Linked DNA regions of Homo sapiens: region 1 is linked to region 2. A link is an interaction called in ENCODE POLR2A ChIA-PET data of the cell type or tissue named here. Cell type or tissue: PC-9. All regions are shown on one strand. Links, peaks and the distances in the headings refer to the core of each region. The heading gives the core; the rest is flanking DNA.

What was found. ChIA-PET counts read pairs that join two places held together with the same protein. Peaks named below come from ENCODE experiments on the same cell type or tissue, not always from the same donor. Only the 100,000 strongest peaks of a DNase experiment are listed, where the experiment ranks them.
Region 1: POLR2A ChIA-PET joins it to region 2 with 9 read pairs; 3 of 35 experiments call an interaction of 5 or more read pairs at or near these places.

The regions. Positions count from the first base shown.
Region 1 is chr9:78,247,954-78,264,043 of GRCh38, forward strand. It overlaps CEP78 (centrosomal protein 78), which reads left to right. Exons shown (of 17, transcript NM_001330691.3): 7 at 338-402; 8 at 809-920; 9 at 3,955-4,090; 10 at 5,279-5,324; 11 at 6,883-7,011; 12 at 14,954-15,031. Among named protein-coding and RNA genes, the nearest start is that of CEP78, 20 kb to the left of the region's middle. In PC-9, for the core only: no CTCF peak of the experiment used is centred there; no DNase peak of the experiment used is centred there; H3K27ac peaks cover 502 bases.
Region 2 is chr9:78,186,978-78,203,067 of GRCh38, forward strand. No RefSeq gene overlaps it. Among named protein-coding and RNA genes, the nearest start is that of CEP78, 41 kb to the right of the region's middle. In PC-9, for the core only: no CTCF peak of the experiment used is centred there; no DNase peak of the experiment used is centred there.

The DNA.
Region 1 (16,090 bases), core at 532-5,531, 58 kb after region 2:
TTAGGTGCCTTTTAAGCATCTAAGTATCTGGACAGTGTTTAGGCTTTTGATTTCCTATTTAGAGGTATCTAAAGCTACTTTAGTTCCAAAGTGTTTACATTTGATCTTTGCTGCTGCCAAAATAGTAGCCATCAGGGACAATATGTGTGTAGGAATACTTTGTTTTTGAGGAAGAAGTTAGAATACTCAAAGGGGGAAAAGGTATTTAATTACATTATGTGGAATTCATATTCAATTTCATGGGAAAAAGCAATAATTGGTTGGCTTTTGTTTTTAAATGGGAATAGCCACTCATTGGGAAATAATTACTATAATTTCAATTTTTATTTTACTTTAGATCATTCTATGATGAAAGCAGTTATCAAAAAAGTCCTCCAGAATGGAAGGAGTGCCAAATCAGAGGTATATCATGTTTTATTTCTCCAGAAAGAATTCTTATTTAATTGCTTTTCTTCTGGGATCTCACTGTACTGCCCAGCCTGGCCTCAAACTTCTGAGCTCCAGTGATCTTCCCCCTTCCCAGCTTCCTAGGTAGCTAGGACTGTAGGTATATATCGTTGTGCCCAGCTTTTCGTCTGTTTTTAATAAAATGAAACTATTAAGGCACTTTTCTGCCATCTTAAATTTACAGTCAAATCAAATGTCTTTTCTGTTTTTGTAAATACCGTATGATTCTTTAATTTTGGGTCCCAGAACTGCTGATTGCAAACCTTTTATTAACATAGAGTATCTTAACAATTTCCATTTAAGATGTAGCCCTCATAAATGATCTGTAACTGAAATATAGTGTTTATTCTGTCTCTTTTAGTACCAGTGGATAACTTCTCCATCAGTGAAGGAACCATCCAAAACTGCTAAACAGAAAAGGAGAACTATAATTCTAGGAAGTGGTCACAAAGGAAAAGCTACTATTAGAATTGGTAACCTTTTCTGTCTTGGCTTTTTAATGCTACTAGTGTTCTAGTGTGTTAAAATTAAAATCTCTTCTCATTGTATGATATTGACAGTAACAACCAATATTGACTCCGTGCATATTATGAGGTCTGTAATTGTTCTGATAAGATTATGAGAATTTATGGAATGTAGAAATAGTAAATGAATCATTAGGAAAGGGATGCTAGTGCTTCCATTTAAAAAATTACCCTTATTTGTTTTTCATACAATATTCATCATTTTGGATATGTTTTCTGATTCATGATTACTTTTGATACTTTGCAATTGAAATTTGGGATGCACTTTGATGACAGTTTTAGCAGTGCTTTTGTATGATTTTGTTGTTAATGAAGAATTATCCTTTCATACGATAGAAAACAAAATTTCTTCCCAGTTCCATTTTTTTTCCCTTGTTTCCTCCTCCTTCCTTGCAAATTCTTACCCAAAGTTGTTGAATTAGGTAGCACCTTGCTTCTTTCAATGATGAAATAACCTTAAAATATATGTAATCCTTATAAAACAATACTGCAGGTAAGTTTATTACCCAGAGATGGAACATTTTAGACAAACATTCCCTAAATGTTTGCTATTTATGGTTTATTTAATCTGCCAAATAATAGTCTAGAATTTTGAAATTGTCTATAATTTTGTGACCAAGAATAATGAAAAAAGACTTTATAAACTGTTTATCAGCTAATGGCATAAATTTTACATTCTCCTGAATACATAAATTTGGTATAATCTAGTTCTACTGATATTTTCTTTTTTTTTTTAAAGAGTCTTTAACTTTTGTAGAACACATTATCTTTAGTCATAAGTAGCCTTTTTTTACTGATAAGAATGAGTGACAGTGGAATAAGTTAAGCCAAATCTAATGTGAAAGTGACCTTTTCTTGTAAGTAACTTTGAATTTTGAAACAGTAAAACCATGAAGACTACTACAGAGAAAAAAATTAATGTTTTTATGTTTATAATCTGCCAGTTTCCCAGAAAAAGGTTTGTGGTGACTTTAGTTCATACCCTGTACATTAAGATCACCAAACAATTAACACCAGATAATCTTTTATTTGGATGCTACTTTAAATTTTTGAAGGATATCACTTGACTTAATATCACTGAACTGTACACTTAAAAATGGCTAAGATATAAAACAATTTAACATAAAATATAAAACATTAGAAATTCTATAATTTTAGTAGCTAGTGGTATATAATTGGACATCATTGAATGAGAATAAAAAACAAAAATCTTTTTTCTTAGCATGATTAAAGAAATTGGAAATGTGACTGAAGTTTACAAGCTCACTGAGCTATTTTAAGAGTAACTTTATTTCTTGGGCTTTTTTTGTATTTGCCTCAGTAATTTGGAGACACAGAGGTAAGCCAAATCAGTGTCTGGCTTTATATTTAATAGTTAGGTGTCAGTGAGTATAGGGGTTATATAATTTATGTAAATTATGTCACATTCATATTGCAATTACGTGTGCAGACAGAAGATAGGAAACTTTATAATTTTTTTCATCTAACAAGATAAGTAAATTAGTTTGGTTTTAATTAAAATTTATATTTGCGGCCGGGCACGGTGGCTCACGCCTGTAATCCCAGCACTTTGGGAGGCCGAGGCGGGTGGATTGCCTGAGCTCAGGAGTTGGAGACCAGCCTGGGCAACACAGTAAAACCCTGTCTCTACTAAAATACAAAAAATTAGCCGGGCGTGGCGGCGTGCACCTGTAATCCAAGCTCCTCGAAAGGCTAAGGCAGAAGAATTGCTTGGACCTGGGAGGCGGAGGTTGCAGTGAGCTAAGATTGTGCCACTGCACTCCAGCCTGGGCGACAGAGCGAGACTCTTGTCTCCAAAGAAAAAAAAAATTTATATTTGCATTACTTTCTACACATACTACAAACAATACACAGTAACTTTTTTTTAGGATAATTAAAAACAGCACACAATGAACTGAGCTCCTATATATTTATAAGACGTGTATAAATTTGTCCAGAGAAATTGCACAGCACAATGTGGTAATTATCAATAAGTTACACCACGGGAAATATTTGTCCTGTATTACCAAATACATGTTCTTGTAGATGCTGTCCTAAAGCTGCTAAAGTAGATCTTACGTAGTAAAATAGATTGGAAGGATAAATATAACCGTTTTAATAAAGTTATATTATTTGTTCTCAGTGATATCAGAAACAATTATATATTTAAGTGTGAATTTTATTAATATTAATAGGTAGGTCTAGCTTTTACTACCAAATATTTCTTTAAAAAAACTTGACTCTTTAAACTGAAATGTAGGATAAGACTTTATACTTCGTTCTATTATCCAGTAGGTTTCATTTGTTTTCTTTGTGTTCTGTAAAAGCAAATGAACACTGAAGGTGGACAGACTTATAGGCGGCAACATTGGCTCACCTACTACCCAGCTACCTTCAGTCTTACAACTTGGATAGTTTTTACATGATAAAATTAATCCAGCTACCTTTAGTCTTACAACTTGAATACCTTTTACATGATAAAATTAATCTCAAATTGAAATTTTTTTCCAATTCAGAAGGTTCTGTTTGGTAGGAGTCATGGGTGTATCTATGTTCTGTCCTTGAGATTCAGGAATGCCAAAAATATTCTGAGATTTAATAACTTAAAATTTCTGCATAATGCATAATGAAATGTATCACGTATAATCTTTCATTCTTTGGGTTACATGTTTTATTTACCTTTGCGTGCTCTGCATGTCTCATATATTCAACTTATATTTTAGTTAAAGTGATAACTTGTTACTCTAGACAACTTATATTTTTATATATTTATTACTTATATTTAAGTATATTAAAAATATATTTATTCTTATATTTATTACTGGCCTGTGTAAAAAGGTATTTACAAATTGATCCTGATTTAATGGACTTGGTGTCATTGTCAGGTGCCCATTTGTATTCTTTTAAGAGTATGCACATGTGCCTATTCATCTGTAGACCTTTAGTGCATCTTGATTCTTTCTTTTTAACACTTCTCAAGTAGGATTGGCTACAAAGAAACCTGTAAGTAGTGGCAGAAAACACTCCCTTGGTAAAGAATATTATGCGCCCGCACCTCTTCCACCTGGTGTGTCTGGTTTCTTGCCGTGGCGTACTGCAGAACGTGCAAAAAGACACAGGTAGGGTATTTTTATTTCCTATCTTTTAGGATAAAAATGGGATTCAAAATTCTTTATTTTGGAGCTTCTATTATGTGAGAGTTCTCTGCTTATGTCTGTAGGGTAAAAATGACTCATGTGGCTTCTGCCTCATGAATCCTTTAAGGAAGAAAAACAAAAAATAATCCTAAGTAGGGTTTCAAGTTATTAAGTGTCACAGCAAGCTGTATCCCTGTGGGAGTCCAGAGGAAACTGAAATTATCTCCAATTGTGCAGGTGAGAAAAGGTTTCATTTAAAGTATGTGCAGTTAAACCAAGTCCTATAGGGCAGAAATAGGAATTTGGATATTTAAGACTGGGGAAAGGGCATTGTAAAGCATAGGAAATTGTTCAATGCAAAATGATAGGAAGTGTTGATTAGACTTAATCTAACTCAGCCAACTGGCCTAACTCATTTTAGTGAATCAAACCAGATATAACTAGTTTTAGCCAGTTACCTAGGTGATAGCTATTCATAGTAATTTTTGTCAGAAAAGTCTTTTAAAAATGTTGTACTATAATTTTATGCTTAATAAATGAATTAGATTACTATAAATTATTTTCGAATGACTGACTTTTAGTATTCAAGAAATTGGAGATTAACAATTGCTTAAGAAAACAAAGAGGATTGAATTTAAATAGGACTGGAAATAGGTGCTATGTAAAATATCTGTTCAATTGCTCAGATTAAATTGAATATGTATAATCTTTGTTAGGCAACTGATGACTATACTTATTTCACAACTGGTAATGTGAATTATTATTGCATAAACTATAGTGCTGAGGCCCCAGTCTTTACACTTCCATTTAATAACTTCACAGTTTCATATCTTCTTGAGATACTTACTAATTTCAAGTCCCATCTTGGTCACAAGGAGTTGTGAATTAGAGAACAATTAATATCACCAGTTAAAGAAGTTAGATTAGAAATCTGAACCATCCTAAACATAAGAAGTACCTGCATCTTCAGAGTCTTATCCCAAAGCCGTTCTGCTAAATTGTTCAATTTTCTCCATAGCAGAGCTTTCCAGGCCCTTATTTGGAAGTGATTTATCTCTATGCACAGTTATGTATGGATAGTATACATAATACTAGCAAGTGTTATTACCTAGTGTTAACTGGTGGTGTATTTACATCAAAATATAACTTAATTTATCGATATCTTTTTAGGGGTTTCCCATTAATCAAAACACGTGATATATGTAATCAGTTGCAGGTACGTAGTTACCATGTTTATAATATGTAGGGGATTGGAATGGGAAGGGTGGAAGATCATTCTCTGTGCTCTTTAAATTGAATAGAGTCGTAAGAAACATTTCCCTCCCTGAAGTAAATTCTTTAAAAATTTTCTGGGTTCTCCCGGTGCCACAGTATAGGCGTGTGGATATGTCACACAATGGAGGCCTTGTGGTTTCATCTGTGTAGACAGGAAGTCATTTCTCTGGGTCCACAAATCAGCTGTTGCCTCCAGCAAAACAAATTTGACCACCATTTCTCACCCGACACATGGAGCTATCATAGTCAAGAATGTCCTTAAGTTTAAAAGAAATGTTCTTGGGGGATACATATTTTATATGTATATATATATTTCCAGATTCTAAAGCTAAAACAAAGCAACCAGTCCTAAAGCCTCTGCTTTCTCAGAGCTTTTCTTTCTCCCTTGTCAGGATCAAACACATTCCCTGTCATTCTGCATCATGGTATTAGAGCAAGTGAATTCTGTCAGAGTATCAGATTTTCCTTTTCAGTTGTTTTTAGAGACCGTAATTTCTCTGTAAAAGATAGCACTACTGAGATGAAGGAGCACCTGTGTGTCCGTACTGCCCCTCGCATAGCCAAAAGTAGGGGCGTGCATCTCATTCTACCGTCTAGGATTTTCAGGTACTGCAGGATTTATGCTTGTAGTTGATACTGCATTCTCATGACTTCTCTTCTGTACAGTTATGTATCCCGGCACTTTTCTTTTTGATCTGTGGACTTTTTATGGGATTGTGACACAGTCAATTTTGAAATATTTGGAAACGTATTGGACAACATTCCAGTGGCATTGAAACTTGACAGGAGAATTGCGTTGTTATTACAGTAGTTTTGGCTTAAGAATGAGGAAAAGATGAGGTTTTTGATGTCTCAGTTTTAGTTGTGTGCATGTATTTGGTTAATTTTTTTTTTAATTCTAGTTTTTATTTTGTAGAGACAGGGTCTTGCTATGTTGCTCAGGCTGGTCTCGAACTTCTGACCTTAAGCAGTACTCCTGCCTTGGCCTCCCATAGTGCTGGGATTACAGGCCATTCTAGTGTTTATTATTCACAATTTAAATTATTCTTCCAATTCTTTGTGAGGCCTCCACGGATGAATTTTTTCTCCTAAAAATCGTCCTGTCTTTAAGACTCTGTGTGTGATGGTAGAGAATAAATTTCTCATCTGCAGTTGATCTGAGAAAAAATGTTTATCCTGCCTCCTTGCTTGGTTTATGTGAAAAAAGTGTAATAAAATAATATGGGTTATTTTCGGAAAGATTTTATGTAAAAAAGAAAAAAAAAATATGGGCGATTCCAGTATTAATTATAAACCTTATATGAGAGAATTATTTCAGTGACATAGCAAGAATAAGTTAGTGTCTTTTTACTTTGTTATTGATTGTGTTAGACTAAGGAGTAGTGATAGACATTTATAGAGAATGACTTAACACTTCAGAAAGATCACTTTGATTAGATGTCCTTTAGTATTTGGTATTCGGTTTATATTATTATACAATCTTGTCCTCTTTTTTTAAGCAACCAGGTTTTCCTGTGACTGTGACAGTAGAGAGTCCTTCATCCTCTGAAGTTGAAGAGGTTGATGATTCTTCAGAGAGTGTTCATGAAGTGCCTGAGAAAACTAGTATAGAACAAGAAGCATTACAGGTACAAAGCTATCACTTTAAAGATATGGAGAAGATCATTTCAAACTCTAGTTAGTTTTTGGTGAAAGCTTGATTATGAACTGGACAGCTTGCATGGGAATTCTGTTTTCGCCTTCCTTCTATCTCATATCCCTTGAATGGTTCTTTATCTTAGAACAAGGTAAAAGGGAGGACGTCTGCACTCTAAGAAATAAAAATTGAAACATGTCATCAGTAATATATTTTCCTTTCCTTAGAATCATAGAATATTAATTAGATTTAGGGAAGGCCTTAATAATCATAAGATAAACTCAAAGAAATTAAGCACTGAATGAATGTAACCAGCTGATTCAGGGCTCTTTGGGAGGCCTTATCTTTTTGTGTGTGCTAGGAAGTCCACAATTAATTTTTAAAAATTAATACAATTTTCTTTTATATGAAACTTACAAATATAGAAGTAATTATCCTTTTTTTATATACTTACATGTAGCTTATAAACAACAGGAATGTATGTCTCACAGTTCTGGAGGCAGGAGAGTCCAAGATCAAGGCTCAGGCAGATTTGGTGTCTGGCGAGGGCCTGCTTTCTGGTTCATAGATGGCTTTTCACCATGTCCTCACATGGTGGAAGGGCAGTTATCTTATTTTTATGTGACTATGGAAATCACTTTTTGATTTTCAAAAAATGAAGCCTGATTTTCATTTTTTAAATTAAAATTAGTGATATTTATATAGAGAAATTTTAAGATAATTACAAAAATGATAGAATATTAGAGGGAAAAATCTATAGATAATGTAGAATTGTCCCTATTATAAATGAGCACCTTTTGTTTGTAGCACCTAAGTGGTTTATTACTAAGTTCCAGAGGAAAAACAAAATCCTAGAATGTCTGATTCATGTTCATTATTGTTTTAAATGTGTTGTATTTATTTTCTTCACCAGGGGATTAGGAAATTTTATTCTAAAAGTGATTATAGCCATTGGGGAGACCAAGAAGGTTAGGAAATACAACTTGGGAATTTCTGATTCAAGATGCACTGAGAATTCTCTTAGCTCTTTTCTATTTTAAGAACTCCATAAAACGATATTATCAAAATTTCTAACATACGTAAGCCTACAATAATCAAGATAATTGAAGAGATTTCAACATATTTTTGAAATAGAGATGACAGATGGAAATGAGTATGAAACCGATGCAGTAGAACAGAGGAAAACCATCGCCTAGAATATACACAGGGGAAGCCTACAGCTCAGAGGGTATCTAATCTAACTCCAGAAACAGCTCCATACACAGATATGCATATAGGAAAAAGGAAGGGAGCTAGAAATGTGACTAACATGGAGGGAGCTCCTTGACAGTTTGTATATGGAAGAGTTGACTCCTAGCCTTACCTTCACTCTCCTGAAATGAGATCATTTGGCTTTGAAAAACAGTAAAGTAACTGGGGAGAACTAGGGTAGATAGTGTGGATTTTGCACCCTAGAAAAGGGTAGCTGAGAATATCCTGCCATACTGGCTACCCACTTCTTCATGCATAACAGAAGCTAGTCATCAGCTCCCAGTGATCCTCTGCTCCCTTATTTTTTTTTTTTTTTTTTTTTTTTTTGAGATGGAGTCTCGCTCTGTCGCCCAGGCTGGAATGCAGTGGCGGGATCTCGGCTCACTGCAAGCTCCGCCTTCCGGGTTCACGCCATTCTCCTGCCTCAGCCTCCCAAGTAGCCTTATTCTTAAATAGAAAATAACCATGGTTCACCTGAGAGTTGAGTAAAACTCACAACTTGACAGGGAAAATAAAAGATGAAAAATATGTCCTGATAGGACCAGAGCTGATTAAAAGAACAAAAATACTTTAAGAAAAAAACTCTACTTAACATCCTTAGGTTTGTTAAGCACAAGTACAAAAGAAAGATACAGTGCCTGTAAAAAAGAAATAGGGTGTTGTTTAAAAAGGAATAGCAGAAAGCAAGGGTGGTCTCTTGGAAATTATAATGGTTGAAATAAATTCAGTAGGAATTAAGGAAATTTCTCAGTAGATAGAACAGAAAGGCAGGAATGGAAAATACAACAGAAATCATATGCTAGTGAGGTTGCATCTAGGAGGTCTAACATGTTACTGTAAGAAATCTCAGAGGACAGAAAAAAATGGATGGAAGGAAATTACAAAAAAAAAAACTATAAGAAAGTTTACCTTAGATAGACACATGTAAGTAGACAGTCTTCACTGTAAAATTTCAAGATACTGAGGAAAGAAAGAAATCCCAAGAGAAAAATACCGGTCACTTAAAAACCATAAAAACCAGACTTTATTATACTTCTCATCAGCTACCATGGATCCTGGAATTAGAAAGATACCTCCAAAGTTTTAAAATAATTGACAACCTGGAGATTCCCATCCAGCCAAACTGTCAATCTAAGTGGGGGCTGAATAGGACATTTTGGACCTCCTGCGCTATACTTTTTCTTGTTATTTGAAAACATAGTCCCGCAAAATGAGGGTATAAACCAAGAAGGAAGATAATAGGATATCAGGGATCAGTGGTTTCAGTGTGGAGAGCAGCGGGTCTGGATTTGAGAGGCTTCCATTGGTTGTGTGACTGAGAGCTTAAAAAATCCTTGAAGCATGTTACTATGTATTAGGCACTGTTAGAATGAGGGAGGGGGAAAGAGAGAGGAGAAAAGAGGGAAGGAGGGAATCAAACTCCAGAGGAGAAAGTTCTGTTGGCATGAACATAAAACAAATTAAACTATGGCAGATTTTTGAGCTACCACTGATGTACAAAAGGGAAAAAAATCCACTTGAGCTTGTCCGCCCTTTTCAGTGGCACAGCAGTCGGTGACCACCTATCTAATTTGTTGTACAAACCAGAACACTTTTCAATAGTGTAAGCAGGTGCTGTTAACACTAACATCAAGACAAGGGTTGTAAACTGGAACAGTCCAGGGCAACTTAAGATAGGCGGTCACTCTATACAAGGGCTGTGGCACTGAAACTGTATAGAAGGCGGTGTAACCTGTATATACACAAGAGTTACAATATAACTCTGCAGTAGGCAGTATTAATTTAATCGTAGTAATGGAAATACTGCCGTGGTCTGTAGCTTTGATTATCAATTTGCATGTGATAGCAAAAATAACTAGCTTGTATCAGATTTAGCACGTATTGGACACTGTTCTAAGTGTTTTGCTTATATTAATTCATTTGATCCTCAGAATAACCTGTGGTAGGTGTTACTATTAGTCCTACTTTTCAGAAAAGAAGCTAAATTTAAGTAAGCCCAAGCTGTACTTAAATTTAGAGTTGGATCAGGGATTTGAGCTTAAGCTTTCTGCCTGTTCTCTTAAACACTGATCTATCTGTCTCTCAAAAAACAAACAGCTCTGCATATAGAACAGAATATAAATATTAACTTTAACAGTGTAAAAGCTAAGTTTGGAAGGTGGACACAGGTGGAAAGAAGGGACAAAAGTATACATGTCCCTATTTTACAAAGCAGGGCATTGAGAGAATTTAGAGTTGATAAACAATTTAAATTTTTAAGTAATGTATATCACTAGAAGTTGAAGAGATCATGACCAATGGAAAAACTAATGGTGATAACAACTTTATTGAGAGGAGTGGCTATAAGTAAGTAAATAAGTAAGAATGAACCAAACTCTTACTTAGTAAAGCAGGAAGTTAGTAAATAATGTCTAAAATCCGGTCATGTAGTTACCTAATACGTTATTTAGAACTAGAGAAGGATTAAAAAGAAGAATGGTTGACTTAAACCTCACACACAAAAAAATCCAAGTAGCCCATAAGTATGGAAAAGTGTTCAGCCATATAGGTAATCAGAGAAAAATGAACTGAAATCAGTATGAGATGCAACTACACTCCTATCAGATTGGCAAAAAATAAAATTTTATAGTGGCAGGTATTGTAGATCTGGAGTGTAATAAGAATCTTCCACCCTGCTTACACCGGAAGTATAAGTGAGCACACCTACTTTGGAAAGCGTTTAGCATTGTCTATCAATGGAAAGTATATAAATACGTTGGGACCCAACAAGTCATCTGAGGGTATATGCACCAGAAAAACAGGTGCAAAAGGGTCCACGTGCATTATTTGTAATAGTCCAACCTGAAAACAACCCGATGTCCATTAAGAATTAAAAATTAGATTGCATTTGTACACTGAGAAAACTATAAAAGTAATAAAATTGAATGAACAAGAGCTACAGGCAACAACAGATGAATTGTAAGAACAATGTTGAAAGAAAGAAGATGCAGAAGTGTGCATTCACTATGATTCCCTTTGCATAAAGTTAGAAGTAGGCAAAACTAGATTGTTAGGGATGCATGCATATAAAGGAAATGATCATTAGGAAAATGAGGACGGTGTTTAATTCTGGGAGAAGGAGAGGGGCTTGTGATGAGTAGAAGATATGGGGGATTTCAGAGATGCTAGCTAGTTGTACTTGCAAACTTGGGTATATGGTTACATGAGTATTCCCTGATAGTGTGTTTTATGCACTTTTCAGTATGTATAGCATATTTTGTGATTTAAAAAACCTGCTTAAAGAAATGGTTGCCTCTGGGAAGCTGGATGTGTGAGTGAGGAGGAGATTAACTTTCATTTTAAGCTCTTCTCTACTAATTCTGTTCGTATGTTTATTCATTTTGCGTTGATCATATTTTGTACACCAGGCACTCTTCTCAGTTTTATATGTGTGTTAATTTACTCCTTTCAAGAGCCCTATGATACATGAATTTATCTCCATTTTATAGATGAGGAAATTAAGACCTAGAGTTACTGAACTTGCCCAAGGTTATACAGCTGATGGGTAGGGCCAGAACTTTGCCTCAGAGAATCTGAATTTCCAAAAAATAACCTAAAAGAGAAATTTAAGTACTAATTAGTAAGCAAAGAAATGCACATTTAAGGAAGACAGTGCACATTTAAGGAAGACAGTAACCTTTTATCTATTAGAGAAAAACACACATTCTGTCTTTAACACACACATAAATCTTATATTGGCAGGGATTTTCTTTATTCAGCAATTATTTATTGGTTGTCTGCTTTGTGGTACACATAAATGCTGGGGATAAACACTTAATAAAATATACTTCCTTCTCTTGAATATCTTGCACTTTAAGTGGGAAGGTAAGTCAACAGAGTAGAGGTGATATATCCAAGTGATAGACTGTTTCATTGCCAGTAGCAGTATAAAATCTTAGAAATCTTTTGGAAAGCAATTTGGATGTAAGTATTGCAGAGCCTTAAAAATGTTTATTTGCTTTGACCTAAAATTCCTTTTTTATTTATTGCAAGAAAATTATTCTAAATATGGGAGAACAAAACCTTCATGCTTAAAAGTGGTTATTTTATCTTATAATGTTGAAAGTTGGAAACAGTCTTGTTAGCCATAAAGGAATGATTACATGAACCAGTAAGCTGGCTCAGTAGAATATTTTATTTAGCCCACTAAAAAAGTCAAAGTTGGCCAGGTGCGGTGGCTCACGCCTGTAATCCCAGCACTTTGGGAGGCCAAGGCAGGTGGATCATGAGTTCAGGAGATCGAGACCATCCTGGCTAACATGGTGAAACCCTGTCTCTACTAAAAATACAAAAAATTAGCTGTGCGTGGTGGCGGACACCTGTAGTCCCAGCTACTCAGGAGGCTGAAGCAGGAGAATGGTGTGAACCTGGGAGGTGGAGCTTGCAGTGAGCCGAGATCAGGCCACTGTACTCCAGCCTAGGCGACAGAGCGAGACTCCATCTCAAAAAAAAAAAAAAAAAAAGTCAGAGTTATGAGTTCTCTGATTCAGTGTTAAATGGAAGAATGTCTAACATAAAATTGGATATACAGTCTTCCCTCAGCATACTCGGGTTATTCCATGACCCCATCCTCCAGCATATACCCAAATCCATGCAGGCATGCTCAGGCCCCACAGTTGACCTGTGGAACCAGGGTATATAAAAAGTCAGTCCTCCTTATGAACTTTTGCGTTGGAGAATACTTGTTTTTGTTTGTTTGTTTGTTTTGAGATGGAGTCTCGCTCTGTTGCCAGGCTGGAGTGCAGTGGCGCAATCTCAGCTCACTGCAACCTCTGCCTCCCGGGTTCAAGTGATTCTCCTGCCTCCGCCTCCCGAGTAGCTGGGATTACAGGTGCGCACCACCACACCCAGCTAATTTTTATATTTTTAGTAGAGACGGGGTTTCACCATGTTGGCCTCAATTTCCTGACCTTGTGATCTGCCTGCCTCGGCCTCCCAAAGTGCTGGGATTACAGGCATGAGCCACCGTGCTCAGCCAGAATACTGTATTTTTGATCTGCATTTGGTTGAAAAAAATCTGCATATAATGGGCCTGCATACTTCAAGCCCTTGATATTCAAGGGTTGTTGTACAGGATAACATTTGATATTTCTGGGGTTGTGTTCCAGAAAAAATATAAACTTTTCCATGGGTAGAAGGGAGAAAGGGGAGCAGCTGTCAGGGAGGAAAATTACTACAACACTTTATCATTAGTCGTTTTTAAGTAGTGGAATGTTAAGTGATTTTACTTTCTAATTGTTTCATTTCATATTTCCTTATTTTCTTTAAGGAGCATGAATTACTCTTTAAAGGAGTAATGAGGAGGGAACTTTCATAAATATGTAACATTATGTTCTCACTTCCTCCACTAGAGGGAGAAACAATTTCATGTAATTGTGCTTTGATGTGATTTTTAGAACTAGTTAGGAATGGAGGATTTTATTCTTCTTTCTCCAATTGTGATAAGTTTTTTGCTTATTTCCATGTTTGGTTAGAAGTTCTTTGATAACAGTTCTAAATATTAAAACCATTATATAAATAATAAGTAGAGGAATTTTGCAATTTCTTTTTCCTTTTTCCCATAAAAACTTGGTTGGCTTTAACTGATAATGAAACATTAAAGAATTTGTAGTTATTAGGGCATTTACTGATTTTTCAAATGTGTTCTGAGTATAAAAATATATGCCCTTTGAGAAAATTTTTGAAAATCGTGAAAAACATTGAGGGAAATAAAAACCACCTCTGCATGGTACACACACCTGGATATTTTGTAATTTGCCCTTTTATCTTAAAAAGATATCAAAATATTTTGTCACATCATTGAATGCTCTTCCACATCAGAGAATCTTACTTAGCTTATGGACCATCTCCCAAGAAAAACGACCATTCATTAACTCTGGTTAAGACCCATATCATTGTTTTTAGTGGCTCCATAGAGCATTTCATCATAGGGATGTGCTATTTTTTTTTTTTTTTTTACCAATCACAATTTGGAGGCTTTTAGTTGTAAACAGTCCTGTGACATTATGTTGGTAGATAAATCTTTGTCCACATGTTTGGTGATTTCCTTAAGGTAAATTCCCAGACATTGAATTGGTAGTATTTACTAAAGATTACTCCAGAAAGTGGCACCAATTTCCTTTTCTAATGTAAGTGTATGGTAGAGTTCCTTCCCTCAACACTCTGGAGGAATTGGAGAATCTCCATCATGTCTAATTCCTTTTGTATTTCAATCTTTACCAGAAAGAGCCCTGTCCCTTTTAATTGGTTACTTGACTTTTAATTTGCTGTTACATAATTCAGGTGTGTTAAGTGTGTTAATAGGGCTTCCTATTATAAGGGATCCACAAATAAGAATAGAATTTCTTTTTCATAGCCTTAATTTTTATTTGACTCAATAAATATATGTGTATGCCTTCTATGGTGAGCTGTCATAAATTTATTTTGGAAAGAGTGGAAATAAATCTGTAATGTGCGAATCTGATGTTTTTGGTAATTAATTTCCCTAGCATGGTATGATATTATACAAGCAGTAGGCTATAATCCTGATATCTGAGTTCACTTCTGGCTCTGTCCCTAAACACTTGGTGAGCTCAACAGCTGGAAGAGTTTTGGGGATCATATTGGGAATTAATTATAATATTTACTTTATTACTTAATACTAGGAAAAACTGGAGGAGTGCCTAAAGCAGTTAAAGGAAGAAAGAGTGATAAGGCTTAAGGTTGATAAACGAGTCAGTGAGGTAAATAAAAGTTTTCTTACCTTTTGAGAGTTTTTTGTTTTGGTTTTGGTTTAACTTTAAGTCATACATACACACACTTTATAAACTTTAAAATGAGAAAATATAGTGTATTGCAAATGGTCACAGTATGTTAATGTTTGTATTTACTTATATTTGGTGACCGTGTGATCTGTATTCCAAAAAGCATGTTTTTTAAAAATGTAAAAATTGTAGTTTGTTTTCTTTTCCTCTGTTTTTATATGACTGGAGCTTATTTTCTGTTCATGATGCATCAATTCAAGAATGCATTTATTAGGCTTATACTGTATATACAATTGCGTAAAAGATGGGGATGAGACTATCTACTGAAGGGGAATTAGGAAAATGAATAAATAAGGTAAAAGATAATGGAAAACCGGTAAGAATGCAATGAAAGATAAAAATCTATACCATGAGGACTAAATTAGGTGAATGTGCATAAGAGCAGGGCATAAACTAGAAAGTTCTACATAACTATAATTTATTATTACAAAGCAAGTTTAAGGAGGAATTTTTGAAAGTATATGCATTGGTTTGAAAGACAGTTAATCATTCAATAAAGGTTGAGCACCTGATTGTATAAGGCAAAAGGTGCTTTGTGAACACAGTGGCCTTTCTGAGAAATACTAGAGTTAGACTTATGTGTAGTATTAGATAAATAGATTTGGTGTACAGGAGAGTACATATTTTCAAGAAGCAAAGGGGCAATATTGGTAATTGTACAGTTAGTAAATTGGGTATGATTTAGGACTTTTAAATTTATATATTAAGTATTTTACTGGCAAAAATTAGTCCTTAACAGCCAAATTGTAAAATGCTTACTCTTTATTTCATTGTCTAATTTAAGGGAAACCTTAAACAGCTAATTTTTAAATATAGAATGATCCAGGTATGTATTTAAGCTGTTAGAAATGTGATCTTTTTGAAAGATAATTAATGAAATACTATTTATATTATTTATGTAGGAGGTTTTGTCAGTTATCTCCAGGTTTTGATTGTTATTTAATATGGTCTGTCTTTACTGGTAGAGAGTTAGATTAA
Region 2 (16,090 bases), core at 3,842-8,841:
TTATTTAAATTTTGAGAACTTGAAACTGGTATATCAATTTTCTTTTCTTTTTTTTTTTTTTTTTAGATTGAGTCTCACTCTGTCACCCAGGCTGGAGTGCAGTTGCACAACCTCGGCTCACTGCGACCTCTGCCTCCTGGTTGAAGCGATTCTCTTGCCTCAGCCTACCGAGTAGAGTAGCTGACACTACAGGCATGCGCCACCATGCCCAGCTAATTTTTGTATTTTTAGTAGAGATGAGGTTTCACCATGTTGACCAGGCTGGTCTTGAACTCCTGACCTCAGGGGATCTGCCTACCTCGGCCTCCCAAAGTGCTGTAATTACAGGTCTGAGCCACTGCACTCAGCAGATCAATTCTGACAGATATGTTACAGTTTGCTACAATTGCACATTTGTCCTCCCTTTTTCGTTTTCTCAAAGCATTCCTAACAGTATTTCCTTTATGTATTTTGGCTCTATGTCACTTGGGGCATGAAGGTTTGTAACTTTTATCTTCTTGGAGGATCCTACTTTTTCTCAATGAACCCTTCTTAGTTCAATTCTTTGCTTTTTAATTTTTATATGTTTAACTAAATATTGTAACACATTTGTTTTTTGTTAGTCTTTACCTAACAAAATAACTTTGTCCTTCCTTTTATTTTAACTTTCTGTTTTGTTTTGCTTTTATGTAACCCTTTTGGAAAGCCAGTATGGACTTTCATTATGTACATTTTATTCTTCCTGCTTATAGAATGCCACCTCCTCTTTACATCTGTACAAAGTGGCCTTGAAAAGCAGGGAAATTAGAAAAGAGAAGAAGAAACAAATTGGCATAAGTAAGAGTTTGTCTTTTCACAAGAAATTAGAGAAGTTTTAAGTGGCCCATTTGTCTTTATTTCAAAAGGGCTGCTAAGTCCATTTACAATTTGGACAATTGGGCTGAGGCAAAGACATCCTGGAAAGAGACCTAATCTAAAGAACTTTTCAAGAGCTGTGCTCAGTAGGCACGCATCAGGCTGTGGGAAGAGGCCTGGGCAGCCTCCCAACTTCCCTCCCTTCTGCCTTGAAGACCAGAAACCAGAAGTGAGAATAAGCAGGTTAAAAAAAAAAAAGTAAAGGGAATGTGGGGAGAGCCTGAAGTCAGAGTAAGAATACAAAGGAGGTCAAGGAAAGAAGAGGTTTAGACAAAAAACAAAAAACAAAAAACAAACAAACAAACAAGAAAGAAAGAAAAGAAAGACGGCCAGGCACGGTGCCTCACGCTTGTAATCCTGCCTGGCCAATATGGTGAAACCCTGCCTCTACAAAAAATACAAAAATTAGCTGGGCGTGGTGGCACATGCCTGCAATTAATACCAGTTCTCCATTTTAGGGCTCTGACAAGCTTCTGAAAGCCATATGGTTGTTGTTGAAGTCTCTCACAGAAAATACTAAAGTAAACCAGTTTGTTAGAATACTAAATAGTATTTAGTATTAGAATACCAGAGAGTATTTAGTATTAGAATACCAGAGAGTATTTAGTATTAGAATACCAGAGAGTATTTAGTATTAGAATACTAAAGAGTATTTAGTATTAGAATACTAAAGAATATTTCTTCTGGATGCCAGTGTCCAGTCACTTTCCATAATGCCAAATGGCCTCTCTACTAAAGAATATTTCTATGAAAGAAGTCTCTCATAGAAAATAGTAAAGTAAACCAGTGTATTAGAATCCCTCATTTTCCCTCATACTTCTTGTATGTGTGGTCCCATGTCCTCAGTTTCAGTTTGACAAAAGGCAGCCAGGAGTAAGTCAGGACTCTGGGCTTGGCCTCTTTGTTTTATTTGTACACCGGCAAAAAATTGCTGCTGAGTACAGATTCAAATACCTTTGTATGGTTGAGTGCTTTTTTTGTGTTCCTGGATGACTGAGGCCTATTTATTTTGGGAGGCATATTGTTATTCATTTCCATTAGAAAGTAGCAGAAAGAAGCCAGATCAATTTTGTCCCACAGAGGGGGAGCAATAAGTATTTCCAAAAAATATTTAGGAGGGAAGCTCAGTGATAAGCAGGAACATGTCAAGGAATATTGCATATTCTGTCTCCGGACGTTTGGAAGTGCTTAACGCCCAAGAAATCAGAAAAGCTTCTTGTGTGGTAAAGAAATGGCAATTTGAAAATAATCTATTTCTAAGTCTCAGTGTTGGTACCGTGAACCTACCAAGGGTCAGACATCTAAGTACAAAGGAAAGGGGAAATGAAAAATACAGAAGGAAAAGAACCCAATTTAGAAAAAAAGAGAGCCTATTCTGCTGAAGAATCACTGGACACAGATCTTGTATTAGGCAGCACACGTTTTCATTGAGAGTTGTTTGAATTACCAATAGGTTCCCAAGTGGAAGATCAGTTATAAACTGAGTCACATAAAACAAGAGATCTAAAGTAATGTGGTATACCCAATTTGTAGGGGATTGGCTTATGATTTCATTCTGAGTTTTAAATTTTTTACAGCCACTTTACTAAGCTAGAGAAACTGGTGGCTCCAGTGTGATTTTGTTTTTGAGCATTTCTTCAATACTCTCAACTGCGTGGTGATTAAAATAAATCTACCCCAAAAAAAGACAAAGTTCTCATGAATCCTAGACCAAAGGAACTTACATGAACTTCAAGCCAAAAGTCAGATGGATATATGACTCATAGCAATTCATGTGATTTCTGTGGACAATGACTGCCCAGTCTCTGACCACACTCCTCGAACGCTCCTCGAACAGTCTGTTCTCATGCTGCTGATAAAGACATACCTGATACTGGGTAATTTATAAAGAAAAAGAGGTTTAATGGACTCATAGTTCCACGTGGCTGGGGAGGCCTCACAATCATGGCAGAAGGCAAAAGCACATCTTTCATGGCAGCAGACAAGAGAGAACGAGAGCCAAGTGAAAGCAGAAAGCCCTTATAAAACCATTAGATCTCGTGAGGCTTGTTCACTACCATAAGTACAATATCGGGGAAACTGTCCCCATGATTCAGTTATCTCCCACTGGGTCCCTCCCACAAGTGGGAATTATGGGAGCTACAATTCAACTTGAGATTTGGGTGGGGACACAGCCAAACCATATCACTCTCCCTGAGATATACTTCTCCCTGTGCCAAGTATAAATCTGTTCAATTAAATTGAAACAGCAATCCTACTTTGAATAATCTATTCTATGGAAATAAAAGCACTAAGATTTAAGTCCAATAATGTTTACTGAAGCAAAGTTTATAATAGTAACAAGACTGGAAATAACCAAATAACCAATGGCCATGATTAGGAATGGTCAAATGAATGTTGGTACTTCTATTCTGTGGAATATTATGCAGCTATTTTAGAAGAGTTAGATCCTTACCTATTGATGGCAGTGTTGTGCATTTTACAGTTTTATAAGGTGAGAACAATTATTTCCCCCATTTTACTTTATAGATAAGAAACCTGAGTACAAAGATGGTTAAATAATTTGCCAAAGATACCAGAGCTAGTAAACAAGGACCCAGAATTTAAGCCCAATCAATTTGACTCTAGAACCTGTGCTTTTTATCCAGCTTACAAGTTTCAGAGAAATAGAAAGTAACGCAACATTCGAATAATAAACAACCCTCCAAATCATACAGTGTGTTTGTATAAATTTATATGACTGTGAAGAAAGGTGTGGAGAGATGCAACCAGATTATTAACATGGATTACCCTGGGGAGGCAGGTATGGGTGGGGACGAATGGAGTGGGAGAGCTTGTGAACTCTTTAAACATCTTTGCATTGTTCTCCAGGTTATAGACAGCACAAGTCTAATAGTTGTGTCTCTAGTCTAATTGATAAGGTTCTTTGTGCCCCACAATCTATTCCAGAATTCATTAATGCATCCCCAAAATATTTATTGAATATCTGCAATGAGGCCAGGAATAGTGATAGATGTAAGATATCTAGAAGAGCTTTACCCAAGTATGGAGATGGACAATAAAGTATGTGATAAGTGTTAGGACAGCAGTTTAAAAATGGGGGCATAGAGTTAACACAGGCAGGACTGAAGTATGGGGATAGCAACATTCTGGAACATTTCCCAAAAAAGTGGCACCAGACAGCTTTGGCTTGGCAAGCACCTATCATCACCTTGACTTGACTCATATTACCTCCTTTTCTTTCATTTGATCTTATTTAATTTCTTTTCAGTTTAGTTTCTGGCTTAGACAGGCAACAAGGTAAAGAGTCTGAGCTTTGGGGTCGGAAAGACCTGAGTTTGAAATAATTAACTAGTAAATTAATCTGTAATTTACTAGTTGTGAAGAACTTGGAACAAGGTGTGCTTATTTTCTCTAAACTTCCTATCCTTCATCTGTTAAAGGCTGATAATAATAACTACTTGTAGGCTAGGGTGAGTGTCCTGGGTTTTACTGCATTAAAACCCTTTCAAAATTTACAGGCTTAAAGCAACTACATTTTATGCATACATGTTGCTCATGAATCTGCAGGTTGGGTTGGGCTCAGTGGGGATAATTTACTCTTGTTATTCATACACAGCTTTAACTGGTATGGTTTGACTAGGGCTTGAGGATCCACTTCCCAAATGGTTTATTCTCAAAGCTAGCAAGTTGATACTCAGTCCTTTCCACATGGGTCTTTCGATGCTACTGCTTGGGCTTTTTACAATATGGTGGCTAGACTCTAAGAGCAAATGTTCCCCAAAATGGGAAATATGGGCTGCTAACGCTTTCCAGCCTGGGACCAAATAATACATGGACTCACTGTTGTATATGCCGTTGCTCAAAATAGTCACAGAGCCCATCCACCTTCAAGAGAAGTACACTGGAATATTTTGAGGAATACAACTGTATACAATCATGGCCAGAGAAATTTCCCAGGCAAAGAAATGAAGATGCTGGCAGTAGGAAGTTGGGTCTGCATGCACTGAAGAGTTAAGCTTGAGGGAACATGGACAGGGCACCGACATGGCACTACTGCCACCTGATCCATCCCAGAGTGTGAGCTCCTTCAGTTATAGAAATCTTGGACAGTGGGACAAAATAGGTGTTCAAGAAGTGATTCCAGAATGAATGAATGAATGAATGAATGAATGAATGAATGAATATAAGAGTATTCACCCTAAATATAAACAGAAAAGAAAACCTAGCACCTACCATGTCATTGAGCAAGGGTCAACAAACAATGATCAGGGGGCCAAATCTAGCTTACCACTTGCTTTTGTGAATAAAGTTTTATTTACAACAGTACCTATCTGTTTGTGTGTTATCTATGGCTGCTTGTATGTTACAATGGTAGAGTTGAATCATTGTGACAAAAACCTATGGCCCACAAAGCCAAAAATATTTATAGCAACCCTTTACTAATCCTTTACAATAAATGCTTGTAGACTCCTGACATAGAATATTGAAATCTGAGCAGTTTACATCCATATTTCTTATCATTTCTCCTTTATTTTCCTATTACTTTTGCCTTTTTTTCTTTTCTTTTTATTCATCTATTACTGTGTGCCCAAGGCTTAGGTATAGCTTAAGGGACAAGAAGAAATTTCACCCTAAGATCCAAAAAAAAAAAAAGAGTGATACCACTCTTATTCTAACAGATACAGCAACCACAATAGGGAAGAAGTGAACAGAGAAGGAAAAATCAGGGATGAAATGGAATTAATCAAATATGGTGTTGCTATTCAACAATTAGCTTGACTGCCCTTTTTGCAACAGGGCCTGACAGTGTCATATTTATACCACATTTGGTTGCCACTTGGCTAAGGAGCCTCAGCGGGGTACCAATTAGAGTTCTTAGTGGCAAACAATAGAAACACATTTTGGGCAATTGAGTCAGAAACTAATGTATTAAATGATATTTGGAAGCTTTCTTCATATCCAGGAAAGCTGAAGAAGCAGATCTAGAGGCTACGTAGCAAGAAACATCCAAAGTCCACAGAAGTGATCCCACATAGTCCACACTGCCCCCACTACTGGATAAGAAACTTAGCCAGTGGTAGTCTCATCACCCCTTCTGGACCTTTGACCTGGCTAAAGAAAACATCACTACTGCCTCTGGAAGGTGGAGGGGGCTCTCCCAGGATCAATCCCGATAATTGACTATGCACAGTCGCTGATTTCCTGACTCTTTGTGTTGCTAGTTACTGAGTCAAAGTCTGACTCCGAGCACTTGATTGCTGAGCTGTAGGTCAATGTTTGTGTTCTAGTTGTAAGGGAACCAGGGAAGGTGAGAATCTGGCTTCCAGAGTTGGAAGTATCTGTTCCCAACCCAGAAGATCCTGAACTTTTGAATTTTCCTTACTTTCTTAATGTTTTCATGTCCAGATTTTAGCAAGAGCTTTGAAAGGTGATTCAATGCTTAATTTTTTTATTCATCCTTAGCAATATTTACTAAGGGTGGGCTGCATGAAAGCAATAACCTATGCTTTGCTTGTGGCCACATATCTGGTCTGTGTCTGAGCATGGGCTCACCTCATCAACTACCACATATTAATGGAACACTTGTTGGCTGTGTTAAATTTGCCATTTCTCAACTAACTTTAAAAAGCTTCACTATTATATGAAGAAGAGAATAAGGATGTGAGATCAAGAAAAGGGGCTTTTTATTGTGTTTTTAATTTTTTTTTATTTGCTAAACAGTTGGAGGAAATACGAGCATGTTTTCCCACTCGTAGGAAAGACTCTGCATAGAGAGAAAGGTTGATGCTACATGGATAGAGGAGGAGCTATGGCTGGAGGCAAAGTATTCATGATATTATGATGGTACTATAGCCCAGGAACAAGGAATACCCATGTCATAGCTTGATATTCATCACTCTTCCCTACAGAATTCCCAATGGAGGTGTATTAGTCTGTTTTCACACTACCGATAAAAGCATACCTGAGACTGGGTAATTTATAAACAAAAAGAGGTTTAATGGACTCACAGCTCTATGCGGCTGGGGAGGCCTCTCAATCATGGCAGAAGGCAAAAGGTACATCTTACAGGGCAGAAGGCAAGAGAGAATAAGAACCAAGCAAAAGGGGTTTCCTCTTATAAAACCATCAGATCTCGTGAGACTTACTACCACAAGAACAGTATGGGGGAAACCACAACCATGATTCAATTATCTCCCACCCAGTCCCTCCCAGGACACATGGGAATTATGGGAGGTACAATTCAATATGAGATTTGGGATATCATAACAAGAGGGAACCAAATATGAAGAATAACCAGCAAAAGGGAAACCTATTATTCCTTCTTAAATCATTACACAGAATAGACAATGCAAGGCTTTCCCAAAACCTATGTTCAAAATCATGGCTAAGACCTGGAAACCTAAGTGAGACTTCCTGCTTCCTCACATGTAAGCAACACACTCAAGTGTATTTGCAAAGGAAGTATGGCCCATACCCCGGTTCACTTACATACATATTCTCATGGCATAGAAAAAAGCGAAGAGCAGTGTTTCACAATTGGCACTAATGACATTTTGGAGCAGATAATTCTTTGTTGGGGTAGGTGGGGAAGTACTGACCTGTTCTGTGTAGGATTTTCAGCAGCATACCTAGCTTCTACCCACTAAATGACAGTAGCACACCCACCTCTCCCAGTTGTGATAACCTAAAATATCTCTAGACGTTGACAAATGTCCCCTGGGGGCCAAAATCCCCCCGCGAAACTAGAGGAGAACAGAATGGTTGGCGGGTCTCTGGGAAGTAGATTCCACTTTGTTCTGAGGCAGGAAAGCAAGAGAATAGTTCCTTTGTGGGTGCATAGTTTTAGAATGCAGTACTTCTACCCACAAGTAAAAAGACCCTTGATGATGGCCGGGCACAGTGGCTCATGCTTATAATCCCAGCACTTTGGGAGGGCCATGGCGGGCAGATGACTTGAGGTCAGGAGTTCGAGACCAGCCTTGCCAATATGGCGAAACCCTGTGTCTACTAAAAATATAAAAATTAGCTGGCATGATGGTGCACGCCTATAATCCCAGCTACTTGGGAGGCTGAGGCAGGAGAATCGGGAGAATTGTTTGAACCTGGGAGGTGGAGGTTGCAGTGAGCCAAGATTGCAGCACTGCACTCCAGCCTCCAGCCTGGGTGACAGAGCAAGACTCCATCTCAAAAACAAAACAAAACAAAACAAAACAAAACAAAACAAAACAAAACACCACTTGATGAAAGCCCAGGGGGTCTTACCATGTTGACTAAAATCTCTATTCTTGGCTAGGCACGGTGGCTCATGCCTATAGTCCTAGCTACCCAGTAGGCTGAGGTGGGAGGATCCCTTGAGCCTAGGAGGTTGAGCCTGCAGTGAGCTCTTATGGTGTCACTGCACTCCAGCCTGGGTGACAGAGCAAGACCCTGTCTCTCTCTCTCTCTCTAAAAAAAATAAAAATAAAAAAATTTGAAGAAGAAGACCATGAAAAAACCCCTCCCTTTATCCTTCTGAGGGAACAGGTGGGCAGAGATAGCTAAAGAGTCCCCTCCACGTTCATCTTCATTTCCTATTGCCTCTCATCCCCCAGGGATGGCAAACAGATTAAGGTCCATGGACAGTGGGATATCCTCCACTCATACAGGGATAGGGTGAGGGTTCCTGGGACACTAAAATTAAGAAAGTCCCAGGCGGCTGGGCGTGGTGGCTCATGCCTGTAATCCCAGCACTTTGAGAAACCGAGGTGGGTGGATCACGAGGTCAGGAGTTTAAGACCAGCCTGGCCAACATGGTGAAACCCCATCTCTACTAAAAAAGTACAAAAATTAGCTGGGCGTGGTGCCGCATGCCTGTAATCCCAGCTACTTGGGAGTTTGAGGTAGGAGAATCTCTTGAACCCAGGAGACGGAGGTTGCAGTGAGCCAAGACCGCGTCACTGTACTCCAGCCTGGAGACAGAGCGAGACTCCATCTCAAAAAAAAAAAAAAAAAAAAAAAGGAAAAAGTCCCAGGCAAACAGGATCAGTTGGTCAGAGCCCTACAGTATTGTAAAGTAGCTTGGTTCCACCAGACTTGGAGAAATTTCCCCAATATTATACCTGGCTTCTACCCACTAGATGACATTATATTATGTCGTCTCTTATCCCTTAGAACCCTCCTAGAATCTGTTTAACTATTGCCCCCAGAAGTCCCTGAAGTGAGTCACAACAGTATATTAAGTTAACTTAAAGGTTGCAGATTATTTAAGGGAAAAAATTCACTCCTATTCTATTTTCTATTTCCTGTGCACAATCATGATGTTCAGACTGGCTCACTGGAGTTTATTCCACAAGCCTAAGTAATGCAATAAAGAATGCCCCAAACTTGAAACAATATGAACATTCTCCCATTTAATTCACTAGAGAGAAATTAAAGCTGAGAAACAGAATCTATCTCCTTTGGTTGAAATTAAAATCTAAAAGAAATTATGGTCTCTTATTCTCACCATCCTCACTTCTTATTTTCTTTGCTCTCAGCTGGAGTTGCTAAACTCAGATGGAGTTTCAATTCCTTTTTCAGAAGCTGTGGCCTGGAACATCTTCCGCTGGGATGGGTGGAGCTCCCTCAAACACCTCTAAAACAGGACTAATCCAAACCCATTTGTCTCACCACTCTGGTTTTCTGACACTCATAAGGATCAGCAGAACATGCAAGAACATCAGTGGGTTAGCCTATGCCCACAAAATAAAGCAAATAAGGAGTCATGACAGCAGTTTGCTTCCAAGCAAAGTTATTCCTCTAGATTTCAGCAGATGGTATAATCGAGACCGCCTTGCTGTTGGCAGTCAAAGAACATAGCAGACACTCAATGTTTTCTTGGGAAAGGTGGGTAGACAAAGAAAACAAGAGAGAGAAAATAGAAGACATGTTTCAGATTCTGCCTGTCTTGACTGTATGACGAACACCTGTTTCATGAGATGATCACATTCCATTTTGGGGTTTGAAGCAAACCTGCATCCTGGAGGCACAGTGTTTGGGCACAAGCTTTTAAATTTCCTCTTCAGCTCTTGAATTTTTAAGAATGACACTGAGTTTTTTCCTCTACATCAACCTGACTAATATATGGGTTTCCAATTCTCTTTACATATTCATTATTTAAAACAAGATCACCCTTATGCCAACCCCTAGCTCCAGCCCACCACAATTGATCCCACAGACTGGACTCACATCTAAGATTTGAGCTTATGAAATGAACAAGTTAGAACCGGCACGAGACCATATGCTGGTGGAGACCATGATGGGGAGGGGCCAGGTGGTAAATTTCAGGACCTAGGGACAAGCCACTTGAATCCAAAGCTGAATTCCACAGTGATTTTCTTTTCCTTGACTTCTCTTCAAAACAGCAAAAAGAGAAACTAGATTTGGAACTAACATTCTAGTGTACTGAGAATTTAAATTCCAAATATTTTACACATTAGTGTTCTCAAGTTCTTAGGAATGAAATGACTTTTACAGATTAAAATACTGGCCCACCATCCTGCCTGAGAAATACAATAAAGGGGAAAAAAAGCTCTGGTGAAAAATTCTTTAAAAATTACTCCTCTTGCCAGACCTAAAACATTTATATATGGAAGTTCCGTTTTGAGATGAGCATTTTCTGGCTCCAAAGTCTCTCTTTTCCTAAAAACTAATATTAATTTGAGTTACAGTATCAGCTGTCACAGGTGCACCAAGGACCTCATTCTTCCCTATGTGATACTTTGCCCCCAATACTCATTCTTATGTAGATATCCACATGACCCTCACTGGTAGTCAATATGTATGGGCTTTGGGAAGGAGGGATTTTGTATGCTGTAATGATGGCATTACTGCCAAGAATCAAAGGGTCCTTTCTGGATGCTCACTTCTCCCCCTTGTGGGACTTCAGACCAAATATATGCAAGAAGCAATAACCAAATAGAAAACAAAATAATTTTCTATTATTGTTTTGTTGTCCAGGCCTGGAGTGCTTGACGTCAATATAAATAGAAGCAAGAATCATATACAACCATAAACCTATACTTGTGTATTGTGCAGGCCTGAAGATATGCCACCATACTTCAAAAACCCTCAGGGATTTCTGGAAGATCCAAGAGGGAAAAGATTGATGACAAAACCCATGAGAGCTGAGCAACTCTCAACTTCCTATGAGAAAAAAAGTGAATACTACAACAAGAGCCTTGGAATATTCCCAAACTCAGAAATAGTTGTAGTTAAGAGAAAGAGTTACTCATGAGAAAACTGATTGCATGAAAGAGGCTCTAAACTCAACAAATACAACTAATCTTCATGGACGTAGAGTCAATACGGAGAATAGATGAAAAATATAGACAGTAACTTTAGATGAACTTGGCAAGACATGCTATCAAGGAAAAGAAGGCTATTGTGAAAAATAAGCACTCAGGAATTTTGTAAATTAAAGACATAATTGCTGAAACACAAAATTATACTCGATGAAGGGCTGAGTAGCAGGAAGGACACTGCTGAAGACAGAATTAGTAAAGTGGAATGTCAATCTACCTTATTTGTGCAGAATGTGTAAAAGATAAAAAATGAAAGATGTTAGAGAAAAGATAAGAGACTCAGAGGATAGATCCCTGGTGCTCTAATGTCTCAGCTTTAGGAGTAGAATGAAAGAAAGAAAGAATCAAAGAATAGAAAAATCTTCCTGCCTTGGGAAAAGCCTTGAACATTCAGATTAGAAGGTTTGTCTACTAAATGGTAAGCCAGAAAAATAATTAAAAATACCTATAAAAATAGTGAAAACACCTACAAATGCCTAGTAAAATTTTAAGTACAAAATGAATATCCTATGTTACTCAGAGAGAATAAAAAAGTACAAAGGAGATAGAATCAAATTGATCTGTAACTCATTTAAAGTACAGTATGCAAGAGGGAGAAGGAATATGTCCTCAAATTTCTGTGGGAATTCTGGTCCACAGTTCTTCTTTAATCTAAAGCAGTATTTACGGATGATTGAGGAAGAAACATTTTCCATAAAATTTATCATCCGTAATTATTTTATAAAAAATTAAGAAAGAATGTGCTCCAGGAAGAATAAAGAGAGGTAACACATGGAAGAAAAGAAGCAGTAGTGAGCAAAAATATATCACTGTATCTAAAAAATTGGGGCTTCTTTCTTTTTTTTTTTTTGAGATGGAGTTTCACTCTTGTTGCCCAGCCTGTTGTACAGTGGCACCATCTCGGCTCACTGCAACCTCCGCCCCCCAAGTTCAAGCGATTCTCCTGTCTCAGTCTCCCAAGTAGCTGGGATTACAGGAGTGCACCACCATGCCTGGCAAATTTTGTATTTGTAGTAGAGATAGGGTTTCACCCCATGTTGGCCAGGCCGGTCTCAAACTCCTGACCTTAGGTACTCTGCCCGCCTTGGCCTCCTAAATTGCTGAGATTACAAGCATGAGTCACCATGCCCAGTCTTCTTTCTTTCGAGATGGAGTCTTGCTTTGTTGCCTAGGCCTGGAGTGCTTAATGTCAATATAAATAGAAGTATAATATAAAGAAAATTTGATAACTAAACTTAAATTTCTACATCTTTTCAGAAAAACATGGATGGTCTTGGAAGCAGTGCTTGGGTAGGGTTGTACTGGGAAGATTAGAGAGAGGTTATGGATCCTGAAGATTTTTCATGCTGATAGAAGAATGTAATTTAACATTTTTATTAAAGATTAATTGTTTAGGAACTTTTTAAGAAAAATTTTGAATTCTGACACATATCTGTCCAAAAAGTTTTCAGATAAGAGATTTTGGACCTACAAGTAATTTTTAAGGTATGGCAACAGTTTTTCTGTCATGGTATATAAGTGCTGTGTTCTGGATAACATTAAAAATTACTTCAAGATAGTGTTCTGCAACTGAGTCATAAAAAGATACTCTTCCCTGCCCCATAAAAGCTATCTTTGTTAAAAGACTACTAGATCAGTGTTTCCCAAAGGGTGGTCTGAGGACCACCTGCCTCAGATGCTCTGAAATGCATTACAGATTTTGGGCCACATTGCAAACTTTCTAAATAAGCTTCTGTGAGTGAGGCTTGGAATTTGAGGTTCATCTTCCTTGGAACTCCCAAAGTTCTTTACATATATCTTCCTTATGTCATTTACCTCCCTCTGCTTTGTGTTTTGTTTTTGTATTATCTCTTCTCCATTACAAGATTCGAAGGTCATCAAGGCAGCAAACATCCTTGAATACTCTGCAGCTTGTAGCATATTGCCTTTTGCAGAGATATGCACTGACATACACAATTGTTTCTTCACAACATTATCACCTGTCGAAGTCCAAAAGGAATTGGTTTGTTCAAATAGAATCCTGTGCAAAGAGTTATTTCAGTAAATGTTTGGAAATGAGGGTTTTTTTTTTTGTTTGTTTGTTTTTGCTATTTTTGTTGAAAACAAAAGATGAATTATGGAAAACACTACCTCACCATGATCATTCTCCATTAAAGTTGAAGTTGTTTAAATTTAAGCATATGTAAACTGAATGCATTAATACAATGAAAATAAATACCCTATTGTATCTACAAAGGAGAGGGTGTAAAATAGATTATGGGAGAAATATAACCTCCTCCAAAATAAGCAGAGTGATATACCCTAGAAGAAATTCCAGACCTTGGCCATGTAGTCATCCTCAATCCTTTTTCATGGTTAATGCCAACAGTAGAGGGGATATGTTTGTAGCTTCCTTGTAGATCCTAGACCCAAGAAAAGATGAGGGGAATAGTGAGGTAAAGAACTATTTACCGGGGGAGGGCTGGCAAGATAGTCAAATAGGAAGAGATCCAGTCTGCAGCTCCCAGCAAGACCAACGCAGAAGGTGAGCGATTTCTGCATTTCCAACTGAGGTACCCGGTTCATCTCACTGGGACTGGTTAGACAGTGGGTACAGCCCACGGAGGGTGAGCAGAAGCAGGGTGGGGCGTCACCTCACCTGGGAAGAGCAAGGTGTCAGGGAACTACCTCCCCTAGCCAAGGGAAGCTGTGAGGGACTGTGCTGTAAGTGCTATCTGGCCCAGATACTATGCTTTTCCCATAGTCTTCGCAACCTGCAGACCAGGAGGTTCCCTTGGGTGCCTACACCACCAGGGCCCTGGGTTTCAAGCACAAAGCTGGGCAGCCATTTGGGCAGATACCAAGCTAGCTGCAGGAGTTTTTTTTCATACCCCAGTGGCACCTGGAATGCCAGCAAGACAGAACCGTTCATTCCCCTGGAAAGGGGGCTAAAGCCAGTGAGCCAAGTGGTCTTGCTCAGTGGATACCACCCCCACGGAGCCTAGCAAGCTAAGATCCACTGGCTTGAAATTCTCACTGCCAGCACAGCAGTCTGAAGTCAACCTGGGATGCTTGAGCTTGGTGCGGGGAGGAGCGTTCACCATTACTGAGGTTTGAGTAGGCGGTTTTCCCCTCACAGTGTAAACAAAGCCTACAGGAAGTTCGAACTGGGCGGAGCCCACCGCAGCATGGCAAAGCTGCAGTAGCCAGACTGTCTCTCTAGATTCCTCCTCTCTGGGCAGGGCATCTCTGAAAGAAAGGCAGCATCTCCCTGGGACAGAGCACCTGGGGGAAGGGGCGGCTATGGGCACAGCTTCAGCAGACTTAAACGTTCCTGCCTGTCGGCTCTGCAGAGAGCAGCGGATCTCCCAGCACAGCCCTCGAGCTCTGCTAAGGGACAGACTGCCTCCTCAAGTGGGTCCCTGACCTCCGTGCCTCCTGAGTAAGAGACACCTCCCAGCAGGGGTCGACAGACACCTCATACAGGAGAGCTCTGGCTGGCATCTGGCGGATGCCCCTCTGGGATGAAGCTTCCAGAGGAAGGAACAGACAATCTTTGCTGTTCTGCAATCATTGCTGTTCTGCAGCCTCCGCTGGTGATACCCAGGCAAACAGGGTCTGGCGTGGACCTCCAACAAACTCCAGCAGACCTGCAGAAGAGGGGCCTAACTGTTAGAAGGAAAACTAACAAACAGAAGGCAATAACATCAACAAAAAGGATGCCCACACAAAAACCCCATCTGAACCCCAACAGCAAAGACCAAAGGTAGATAAATCCATGAAGATGAGAAAAAAAACAGTGCAAAAATGCTGAAAATTCCAAAAACCGGAATGTCTCTTCTCCTCCAAAGGATCACAACTCCTTGCCAGTGAGGGAACAAAATTGGACGGAGAATGAGTCTGACGAATTGACAGAAGTAGGCTTCAGAAGGTGGGTAATAACAAACTCTTCTGAACTAAAGGAGCATGTTCTAACCCAATGCAAGGAAACTAAGAACCTTGATAAAAGGTTATAGGAACTGCTAACTAGAATAAGCAGTTCACGGGAGAACATAAATGACCTGATGGAGCTGAAAAACACAGCATGAGAACTTCATGAAGCATACACAAGTGTCAATAGACGAATCAATCAAACAGAAGAAAGGATATCGGAGATTGAAGATCAACTTAATGAAATAAAATGTGAAGACAAGATTAGAGAAAAAAGAATGCAAAGGAACGAATAAAGCCTGCAAGAATATGGGATTATGTGAAAAGATCAAATCTATCTCTAATTGGTGTACCTGAAAATGACAGGGAGAATGGAACCAAGTGAAAAACACATATCAGGATATTATCTAGAACTTCCTCAACCTAGCAAGACAGGCCAACATTCAAATTCAGGAAATACAGAGAACAGCACAAAGATACTCCTTGAGAAGAGTAACCCCAAGACACAAAATCATCAGATTCACTAAGGTTGAAATGAAGGAAAAAATGTTAAGGGCAGCCAGAGAGAAAGGTTGGGTTACCCACAAAGGGAAGCCCATCAGACTAACAGCAGATCTCTTGGCAAAAACCCTACAAGCCAGAAGAGAGTGGGGGCCAATATTCAACATTCTTAAAGAAAAGAATTTTCAATCCAGAATTTCATATCCAGCCAAACTAAGCTTCATAAGCGAAGAAGAAATAAAATCCTTTACAGACAAGCAAATGCTGAGAGATTTTGTCACCACCAGGCCTGCCTTACAAGAGTTCCTGAAGGAAGCACTGAAATATGGAAAGGAAAAACCAGTACCAGCCACTGCAAAAACATGCCAAAATGTAAAGACCATCGACACTATGAAGAAATGCAACAATTAATGTGCAAAATAACCAGCTAGCATCATAATGACAGGATCAAATTCATGCAT